2 separate regions of the Homo sapiens genome follow, and region 2 is linked to region 1. Evidence: chromatin contacts called from ENCODE Hi-C or POLR2A ChIA-PET data. All regions are on one chromosome and are shown on one strand. The core of a region is the stretch at or near the end of the contact, and the rest is flanking DNA. Distances in the headings are between cores, read along the strand shown.

What was found. A loop is a pair of places that touch in the nucleus more often than their neighbours do. ChIA-PET counts read pairs that join two places held with the same protein, here RNA polymerase II (POLR2A). Pooled maps may share reads with other maps.
Region 2: a map of PC-3 shows a loop between it and region 1 (6-fold over the local background). The contact joins two enhancer-like sites. A Hi-C loop is called at or near these places in 2 of 168 maps with a recorded cell type or tissue (Caco-2 and PC-3) and 2 of 50 pooled maps. POLR2A ChIA-PET finds 5 or more read pairs at or near these places in 1 of 52 experiments (GM12878).

What each region holds. Positions count from the first base shown.
Region 1 is chr5:150,799,753-150,805,291 of GRCh38, forward strand. No RefSeq gene overlaps it. Among named protein-coding and RNA genes, the nearest start is that of SMIM3, 24 kb to the left of the region's middle. Within about 2 kb of position 1,524, at least 11 of the 41 ENCODE cell types and tissues checked have a DNase peak (open chromatin) inside an H3K27ac peak, as active enhancers do.
Region 2 is chr5:151,002,265-151,007,968 of GRCh38, forward strand. No RefSeq gene overlaps it. Among named protein-coding and RNA genes, the nearest start is that of GPX3, 15 kb to the right of the region's middle. Within about 2 kb of position 3,043, at least 24 of the 41 ENCODE cell types and tissues checked have a DNase peak (open chromatin) inside an H3K27ac peak, as active enhancers do.

The DNA.
Region 1 (5,539 bases), core at 274-2,773:
GCAGAAGTAACGTTTTGGAAGAAAAGGATGTTTGGTAAATCAGAACACTATTTCTTGCAATAACTAAAGATCATTAATAACATTTCTTCCAAACTTCCCCCTCCCCAACTCCAACTCCAGAAATAACCAACTAGTTTGATAATTACTAGAAGAAAAAAAGAGAAACAATTGTAATATTTATACAGACATAAAGGAATGGTCTGGTAAATATGGTACAAACAATGAAATAAAACACGGCAACTGAGCACTATCTATTATATTGGTAGTTAACAAAAAGCAAAATACAAAATTGCACCTTCTCAACACCAAAAAAATTGCAGATTTTGCCATTACTTTTAGAATGGTAAAAACTGCATTACTTTTGCACCAACCCAAAACAATTATCTATAATAAAGTCATGAATATATATATTGTCAATTTGTCACTAATAAAATTATTTTGGTGGTATTTTGTTCCATTTCTTCTTACAGGGGTAATTTTTTCTGTTATACCTCAAATGTAACTGGCTTAAACTGATTTCTTTTTTCAACCAAATATGTGTCTTTGGAAACAAACATTCTAATGGCATGCCTCTATACATATCTACCTAGTTCAAGGGAATGCAGTTTGGGAGACTGTGTGTACATGTGTGCACACTCCTGTGCGTACATGTTAAAGTGTAACGTGATCCACCTGAAATGTACATGCAGCTGTTTATATCATGTAGCCATCCATTTCATGATAAATATGTTTGGAAATAAATTTGTAGTACTACCTCCCAACAGCAAATCTTATTTCCTTTTAGTTTCAGTAATAGTATTTAGTATTAGTTGTCACTAATAAGGATTATTTTTAATTTGCAGATGGAAAGCTTCTTCCTTTCCATCCATAAATCGAGTGTTTCTTCTCAAAGGCAATGGTTCTCAAACTTTAGTATGCAACAGAATCACCTGAGGAGCTTTTCTTTTTTTGAGATGGAGTCTCGCTCTGTCGCCCAGGCTGGAGGGCAGTGGCGCGATCTCTGCTCACTGCAAGCTCCGCCTCCCGGGTTCAGGCCATTCTCCTGCCTCACCCTCCCGAGTAGCTGGGACTACAGGCACCCGCCACCACTCAAAATCCTGGTCCTTATCTGCAAAGATTCTATTTCAGTGGGCCTATGACGGAGCCAAGAATTCTGCATTTTTAAGGCAACTTGCTGTCCTTTGAGAAACATTGCACTGAAGTATTTGGGAACTTTGTTTCACTGTGATAGCTGTCTGGGACTTAAATCTTCCGCCAAAGGAAAACCTGGAAAATTTTGTGATTGAGCAAGCAAATCAAGCCCATGCGTAGTAGTAGACTGGGAACCGGTGGGTGTGAGACCCAGGCTCTATGTGGCCTACACTCTTCTGAACTCTTCTGAGTCTTGATTCCTGGTCTGTGAAGTGTGCAGTGTATCCGAATTAAATGAGAAAATCATTCCGTGCTTTTAGGGTGAGTTTGAATAACTTTTAGGCAGTCCACCAGATGGCGATATAACTTTTTTTTCAAATGGAGTGGTTAGCCTGCCGAAGTTGTGAGAGTCAGTCCTACAACATTCCTAGCAGATCAAGATTTTATGTTCCCAGTTCTGGCTTCAGAGACTGTAGCGATAACACAGGGCTCATGCAGTCCAACATCCCGTATAATACAGGTTGCCAGTTGTTGCCTTTTCAGTATTTCTCCTGTGTGATCCTGGACTGCTTGTGTCAGATTCACACAGGAGCATTTGCTTACAAATGCAGCTTCCAGGGCCCTGCTTCAGACGTACTGACCGAGAATCTCTGGAACTGGTTCTTCAGTATCTGCTTTGCAAAAACAATCCGTAAGTGCTCAACAAACAGGTTAAAGTCTGAGAGCCACGTGCCAGTGAAAAGGAGGTTCACGTCTTGCTGAAGCCACCCCTTATTAGCTGTTTTGTTAGAATTCCTCCCTCGGTGAGAGTGGGATTAAGGATTCAGGGATGCTAGTTCTGCCCTCTTGAGGCCACACTGAAGAGATCAACTTCCTTTTTCTTGGGAAATGTCTGAACATTTTGAAGGTCGCTAATCATGACTTACCTCACCTCCGCCCCTATCTTCTCTGGGGGTGGGGAAGAAGTCATACTTTGCATTACAGGTTGGCTGTCATCCTCCTTCCCTTTCCAGGAACACTATAACCAGAGACTAAGAGCGAGGACCTTCACTATTTCTTAGCTTTGTGATCGTGAGCAAATAACATAAACTCTTTGAGCCTCAATTTCCTCTTCTGTAAAATACGAGTGAAAATAATTATACCTACTTCAAAGGATTGTTATGATTATTACATGGGGTGATGAATGCAAAGTGAAAAGGTAAAATATAGCAAAATGTGATCTATTATTAACAATAATGAGCTTCAGTTTCTACATCTGTAAAATGGTGATGATAACTACTAGAGCATGGGGAGAATTAAATGAGGTAATATAAGTAAGGTAGTTGGTTAATGTCTGACTTAGAAGAGGCTCTCAATAGTAGTAATTATAAGATGGCCAATAATGTAAAAACACCAATGGTCTATGCCCCTAATGATGTGGGATTTTAAAAATCACTGAAGTAATGAGATTAGCAATTTCCTTACTGTTATCCTGTAGGATCAGCCTTAGAACAAGTATAAAACTTGTATCTCTTCTATACTAAGTTCCTTTTAGAAAATGTTTCTTAATGAATCCACAATTATTTAATAAAACACAAAGTATTCAATTTTTAAGTATTAATTCCTCACAGAAATTGCTTTCTAAAGTTTTAAGGGTGCAAAAAACATTAAAAATCTTTCAGTAAGCTAAAACTTTAATTAGGCCCTTATATAATTCTTGCTAAAGAGAGAGAATGGAACTGAGACTGTGAAATGAAATGACAATGATAATATTTCCTTTGAAATTTTTAAGGCCAAGTTGCATTAATGCAACTTTGAAATTGTTCCAATCACACAAGGTATTTAATTAAAGCAAATGAAAGGCTCTTCAATTCCCATAAAGATTTACATGGTAGGAAAAATGTTTCTGTTTTAGCAGGTCTATAACATCATTTTTAAAAATTACAAAAATTATTGTATCTACTTTTAAAGCTGGACAGCAATAGTTATAGAGAGAATCATTTAATTTTAGAGTCAAGCAGACCAAATTCCCATCTGGCTCCACCAGCGTGTTCCCTTTAGAAAGTAACATTTAAGAGTTTCATTGCCCTTGTTTGTAAAAAAGGGGATCATATTTGCCTCCACAGTGCCGCTGAGGGGTTTAAACAAGGTGCTGAATCTAGAACACTTACAGAGAGCCTGTAATAAGTACTCAGTGCTTAAATGTTACCTAAAAACAAAGGAAGATCATTAGCACTACCGTAAAAAATTATATATGGGTGGGGCACATTGGCTTGATTGGTTTCGCTATATGGGTTTCAACCAAACGTCTTGGGGAAAAATTCGGAAGGCAATAAAAGGAAAGTGGAAAGGACAAAGAGGATTGGAGTTGGGGAGGGTAAGAGACAGTTATAAGTCTGAGGAAAAATTAGGAAATAGCATAGAATTCTAATTCAAATAACTTAATTACCCTTGTATTTATATTTTTTCTTAAAGTTGTTTTACTTTAGTGAGCAGTCTTTCTTCTCAGATTGTGTCTTAGCATATTAATGAAAAAAACAGATGATAATATTACTGTACAATAAGAGTTTAGCAGTGATTGAAATTCAGTGTCAATGAAGACACAGGGCAATGGAGAGAAAAATCATAGATATGTCATGAAAACAGTTTTAGTAATTTTTCATTTCAACAACAAATTTCATAATAATGATATAAGTACATTCTTTATTTTATATATATATATGTTCTTTTTATAGAGATGGGGTCTCACTGTGTTGACCAGGCTGGTCTTGAACTCCTGGTCTCAAGCAATCCTCCCATCTTGGCCTCCCAAAGTGCTGGGATTACAGATGCGAACCACCATGCCTGGCCTCTGAATTTTAAAATAGTTATGAGTGCCTTTAGAATTTCTACTATTGGAGCCCTTTATGCTTCTATTTACCTTCAATCAAGATTTGCACCTCAGAAAACATAGTTACTTGTTGTTGTTGTTGTTGTTGTTAGGAAAAGTTCAGTATGAATGCTGTTGTCTCATTCTACATAGCAATTGTTTGGGTCATGTATAATAAAGAATTGATACCTACTCTAAAAATGAAGATATTTTGTGTTCTAGGAATTGAGTGGCACTTGGTCAAAGAATGATTTATGGAATCTCTGGGCATAAGGGGAATTGATTGCTCTTTAGTTTTTCTTTTCCACACTTAGTACTAAATTATTTTGAATTTATGGGAAGTTAAGCTAAGTGAACCACATCTTTCCATTTTGTTGCAAGGAGCTTATCACTTTCTAAACGGAGAACTATACTGTCTCGGAGTAATGGATTGAATAGTGGCCCCCCCAAAATTATGTCCACTTCCTAAATCGCAGAACCTGTGAATGTTACTTTGAAAAAAAAAGGGGGTCTTTGTAGATGTCATTAAGTTAAGGATCTCCAGATGGGGAGGTGATCCTGGATTATCTGAGTGGGTTCTAACCCAGTGACAAGAGTCCTTATAAAAGACACACGAAGGACTGACACACAGAGATGAGAAAGAGGCAATGTAACCATGGAGACAGAGACTGGAGTGATGTGCCACAAATCAAGGCAAGTTTGTAGCCACCAGAAGACGGAAGAGGTAAGAAGTACATCATCCCCTGGCCTCCAGAGGAGTGTGGCCCTGCTAACACTCTGATTTTGGACTCCTGGCATCCAACTGCGTGAGTATAAATTTCTGTTGTTTTAAGCCACCAAGTTTGTGGTCATTTGTTACAGCGGCCACAGGAAGCTAATACACAGGGTAAGCTGATAGGGGAATGAGAGAGTTTTTTCACAGTTGCATGAATGGGTTAAGAATTCTAAAGAATAATTAGCCAGGTGTGGTGGTGGATGCCTGTAATCCCAGCTACTCGAGAGGCTGGGAGGCAGGAGAATCACTGGAACCCGAGAGGCGGAGGTTGCAGTGAGCCAAGATGGCGCCACTACACTCTAGCCTGGGCGACAGAGGGCGACTCTGTCTCAAAAAAAAAAAAAAAAAGTTATTTGAAAGAATAAACATTATTGGGTAAGGGGAGATGACATGGTAGCCATTAGAAAGAGGGGTGGGGGGAGTGAGGAAAAAAGGCAAAAAACAGAGACCAGGAAGGTGAATAACCAGAATGTGAGCTAAGGAGATGGAATAGGAAGGACACTGTACCCAGGCAGAGTATGGACTGAGGAGAAAAATAAATGATATCCCTAAATATGTTTTAATTTCAGGGAGTTACTTTGTCTTCTCATATTTTACTCAGATCGCTTTGTGTGTGTGTGCGTGCGTGTGTGTGTGTGTGTGTGTGTGATGAAATACATATTTTAATTAAATATTTTACCTCAGAAACAGCCTCTCAGAGAATGTTTTTGGATAAAATGCAATGTTTTGGTAATATTCTCTTCAGAAACATTAAGTTAGGATGTTAGGGTGATGGAAAAACCTCA
Region 2 (5,704 bases), core at 1,793-4,292, 200 kb after region 1:
CTGTACCATAATCTAGCCAAACTCCTATGTGGGGGCCTGGTTTGTATTTGATTTTTCAGTAATATAAACAATGCTGAGATAAACCTCTATCAGCTAGATTATTTCTATTGACTGATTTTAATACATGATTGGAATTTTAACCACAAGGGGGAAGCAGGCAACCATGGGAAGACAGGCTAAGATTTAGGATAAAGAAAAAGAGGCTGGGTGCAGTGGCTCATGCCTGTAATCCCAGCGCTTTGGGAGGGTGAGGCAGGAGGACAGCTCAAGCCTAGGAGTTTGAGGTTACACAAAGCTATAATCACACTACTGCACTCCAGCCTGGGTGACAGAGCAAAACCCTCTCTCTCAAAAAAAAAAAAAAAAAAAAAAAACGATTTAGAAAGTTATCTCACATACATAAGCTTACCCCAACCTTGTGAGCAGGTAGTAGCATTAGTATTAGCCTCATTTTTTGGAGGCAAAGCTGATGATTTCATTATCAGGCGCTCTTCTGTATTTCCAAATAAATTGACAGCAGTACAACATTCTGCCTACATTCAGTTCAAGTCCAGGTGCTGTGCTGGGGACACTATGAGGCATGCAGAAATAAAGAAGACAATCCCTGCCCCTCAGGGGGTCATTATCAGGTGTGAGGACAGACACACCTAAATAACCAAGTGCCCACTGTAACAGACAGGAGAGCCCAGGAAGGTAGGAAATTCACTTCGATAGTGAGGCTGGGCACAGTTTTATGGAAGGGGTATGCTGACAATAAGAGGTAAGGTGTATTTAGCCTTTACTCTGTGCATGGCACTGTGCTAAGTGCTTTACCTGCATAATCTCATTAAAACTTCCCCACAGGCCAGGCACCGTGGTTTATGCCTGTAATCCCAGCACTTTGGGAGGCCAAAACAAGAGGATTGCTTAAGCCCAGGAGTTTGCAACCAGCCTGGGCAACATAGCAGGGCCCTGTCTCTTAAAAACAAACCAACCAACCAACAAACAAACCAACAAACAAATCCCCATAGACCTGGAAGGTATCCTACCCTTTTTTACAGAGAAGAAAACTGATGGTCAGAGAGGTTAAGAAACCAGCTACCGTGGCACAACACTGGAACGCGCGTCCTTAATGTGAATTCAGGAGGCCCTACAAGGGTTGGTAGACTTTCAACAGGCAGGGCTGGGAGAGAGACTTCTAAGAGAGGAAACACAGAAACGAAGCCTTAGAGGCAAGAAATACAGGCACGTCTGGGAATGGCAAGGGGATCAGCGTGCCTGGGGTGTGAAAAAGGAGGAATCTGAAGAGATCAAAACTAGAGAAAGAAAACTGAGTCAGAGTGGTGAAGACTGTGAGTAGCAAGGCAAGGAGATCCCGCTGTATTTTGTATTCAGGTGAAACCAACTGAAGATAATGACATCATGTGTGCTTTATGAGGATTAATTTGGTGCATTGCCTAAGAGAACAAGGAGACTAGTTAGGGGCTTGTTAAAATAGTCCTGGCCAAAGATAACTAGCGAAGGAATGAGAACCAGAAGACATTACAGAGATAAAATCCACAAGATCTTATTAGATGCTGGGGAAAGAGGAAAGAATTGTGATTAAGATTTTCATGTTTGGGCAACCAGGAGAATGTGAGTGTGTACACCAGGAGAGGGGCTGGACAGAAGGGAGAGGCGAGTTCACTTTTCTTTTATGAGCTGGAAGGACCACAGGGACCTTTGAGTGGAGATGTTTAGAGGAGAGTTAGAAACAGGAAGCTGGTGATTTAGACATAGTACCTGAGAATCAGAAGAAACCCAGGGCCGGGTGTGGTGTCTCACGCCTGTAATCCTAGCACTTTGGGAGGCCAAGATGGGAGGGCTGCTTGAGGCCAGGAGTTCAAGACCAGCCTGGTCAACATAGTAAGACCCTCTCTATATAGAATAAAATAAAATTTAAAAAAAGAAGAAGGCTGGGTGCAGTGGCTCACACCTGTAATCCCAGCACTTTAGGAGGCCGAGGCGGTGGATCACCTGAGGTCAGGAGTTCAAGACCAGCCTGATCAACGTGGTGAAACCCCGTCTCTACTAAAAATACAAAAATTAGCTGGGTGTAGTGGCAGGTGTCTGTAATCCCACCTACTCAGGAGGCTGAGGCAGGAGAATCACTTGAACCCAAGAGACAGTGAGCCAAGATTGCGCCATTGCATTCCAACCTGGGTGACAGAACGAGACTCTGTCTCAAAAAAATAAAAAATAAATAAAAAGAAGAAGAAATGACCAAGGGAGCTGGCCAGGGAAAAACCTACACTTAAGATTCAGCAAGGCATGTTAGACCCTGATAACCTGCAATTCCACAGCCAGGTTTCTATCCCAGAGAAACAAAATCACACGTGCACAAGAGAGCGTATGAAAGTTCACAGCAGCATTGTCTGTCTTGGTGAAAGCCTGGGTCAGGGAGGAGCAGGCAAATAAACCATTAAACATCCACATTGTGCAATAGTTACCAATTAAGTAGATCAAAGGTATTGACATGGACAGATCTTCAGAACATACAGTGGATGAGAAAAACAACATGTAGTGCAATAATAATGTATAAAACATTACTTATGAAAAAAGAAGAAAAGCCAAACAATCCTGTCACATATATATTTTAAATGATGTATGTGTAGGCATAGAGAAAATTCTGGAAAGCTAAATCCATGCTAATTGTGATAAAGGGGAGGAGTTGGGACAAACATGAAGAGCAGAAGGGGTTAAATGGGGTTTTAGCATAGTTGTCAGGTTTTAATTTTATAAGAAAAATGTAATCATCTGTTACTTATGTGAATAAAAATTCTCAAAATATTTTTAAAAAGAAAGATTCAATGGGAAGAGGAAGCAATGGAATAGACAGGAATACATTCCTAGACTCTAGGTAGGACACTGTTACTGGGAACACTGGGAGAAGTTTCTGGAATGCAAGGTGGAAAAAGGATCCACTGCACTCAGCAACGCTGCAGAGACAGCAGCCAGCAGGATGAGTCCTGTGAGCTCAGCTGGTTGTCAACACCTTTCACTTACAGCCACTAGCTCCTGTGTCCTTGAAAAGTCGCCATGTCCCACCACTGCCCTTGAATGAGATGGAGACTTTCTGTTCTTTTTTGAGTTGTAAACATCCAAAAGCATTTCATCAATTTCTTGTATTTAGACATTCCCTTCCTTTCCCAGAAATTCCACAGTGATATTCTCAGTGTTCTCTTTCCAGTCCTTCAAGCTGTGTATGAAATCTACTTCTTCCCAGTCCAGCTCCAGCAAATACCTGCCTCCTCTCTTGTTCTCCATTCAAAAAACTTCCAATTTGAGGTCATTTTTAAGAGCATTACTGTGGTGGTGGCGGTGGTGGAGTTTATAGAATTTCTCATGGGACCCACAGCATGGATGTGGCTAACACTGACTGAGCACACAAAGGTGCAGGCACTGTGCTAACTTCATAGGAAGTATCTCGGTTAATCCTTTCAGCAACCCCAGTAGGTCAGTACTATTATAACCTCCAAGGTCTTTCTTTCACAGCTGGGACTTAGTGTGGCTGAGCGACCTAAGGAGGTAAGTGGCAGTAAGCTTGTGGTGGGTGACTCTGTGTTTGTCTCACTATGTGAGTTTGTCCTAAGTGATCAATAGGGGTGGGGACTGGACTAGAAACAAGGTCTCAGGTATGCAGGGGTGTTCAGTTTACCAAATGCCTTTATGACCATTAATTCATTTGATGTCACCACAGTGCTTTAATGACATGGGTCATTAGGGAAAATAATGAGATGAGTCAAGCTTTGTAATTCCCTTAAAGTGGTCAAGTCTGGGTTAAGGGCTTTTAGGGCACATTAACTCACTATGTCGTCTTGAGCAACTCTGCAAGGGGTGGGAGCAGAGGGGGCCCCCTTTGGCCCAGCTCTCTACAAATCATCTAGTTCCTAGCAGCCACTCCTCCTGGTCTGCAAATTCTTGGCGAGGCACCCTCCTGCTCTCCAAACCCACCCATTCCAGGCGATCCCTTAAGTGGCAGAGGAGCCAGGTTCCTGGGGTTAATAAGCAGGCTGTTTATAGCCAGCAGCAGTCACGGGACAGCCAGCTGGAAGGTCATGCCCCTTCTGAATGTTGAGGTTTCTCATAAACATTTCCCCAGTGAGCCTTCTGGGAGATGAGGATGACTCTGGGCCCATTGCCCTTGCTGGGGCAGAGCGCCAAGGCCCCATACTCACTTTCTTCTCCTTTCTCCCGAATCTGGCTCTCTTCCTCTTTCCTCCTTCCTCTCCTACTCTGCTGTCATTCCTTCCCTTTCTTCAGTGGAAAGAGGACACGTTTCACAGTAGACACACAGGATAACTCAACCTTCTGAGCCTCAGTTTCCTCCTGCGTAAATGGGGTAATAATGGGACCTTCATCTCAGGATGTAAGGGAAAGTGCTTAGCACTGTGTTAGGCACGCACAGTGGACATTTAAAACATATTGGTCATGTCTTTCCCCCTCCACCCTATCCTTTTGCCCTAATCCTGGCCACTGCCCTGTTTTCTTTCTATTTTCCTGCTCCAGCCCTGCTCCCATTTCCACCCTGGGCACTTCCACCCCACTGATTGTGCTGCTGCTGCCTGGGAGGGTAGACGAAGAAGCCAGGCTTCATTCAGAGGAGGGCTGACCACCGCAGGGCCCGCCTGGCCTTGGCACTTCCCCATGAGACCGCACCCTAGGCCTCTCTGCTTTTAGTAAATAGCCCATGGGAACAGGGGGTGGAGGGAGGATGTAGAATGGGAGAGGCCAAGACATTTTAACCTTTGGCTTCTATTTGCCCTTAATCTGGCTCTTCCAATGGCTTAATGATCAGAGATCATTGTGTAAATTGCTGTGTGACTTTGGGCAAGTCCCCTTCACTCTCTGAGCTTCAGTGAAGTGTGGGAAGGAAGTGAAGAGCAGAAGTTGGGTAGAAGTGCAGGTCCTGGAACCAGACCATCTCCACCACTTGCTAGCTTGGAGTACATAACTCCTCTGTGCCTCAGTTTCCTCAACTATAAAATGCAATTTATAGTATACCTAATTTATAAAAGCACTTTTAAAAGTGCTTAGAATAGCGCCTAGCCCATAGTTGGTACTAAATTAATCTCAGCTATTATATGCAAATGGAGAGGTAGAACAGGGGTATGTGTGCATGAGAGGAGAGCTGGACCTTCTCTGAGGGTATTCTAAAGTCCTGAAAACCCACATTCCTCCTTTTTGGATAAGAAGAAGACAGAACCTTGAACACAAAGTACTTCTCCCAAGGAGACCATAGGAAACTTGTCAAAGACTTTTAAAGCCAGATGGACCCCTTAGAGGTCATCTGGTCTAACTTGTCATGCTACAGTAAGAACAGGGTGGACCAGAGAGATTCGGACTTATCTGGGACCACAGAGCTTTTGACGAGTTATAGAATTGCAGGTGGTGCATTGCAGGGAAGGGAGGCACTTTAAGAGGACAGTGGGATGGGCTGCCAGAGGGCTGGTGGGATGCTAGAGGTCAGATTCCCAGGCTCCATGACCTCCAGGATTCTTAGTTCAGGCACTTACCCCATAACTAAAGCACTGATGTCACCACCGGCATCTTTAATAATTATAACCATGTAATGAGGAGGGACTATATCCCAAGCACTGCACCAGACGCTTTCACATGCATTACTTACTCCATACAAAATCCCCTTGGCAAATGAGGAAACACGCCTTGCCCAAGCTGCAACAAT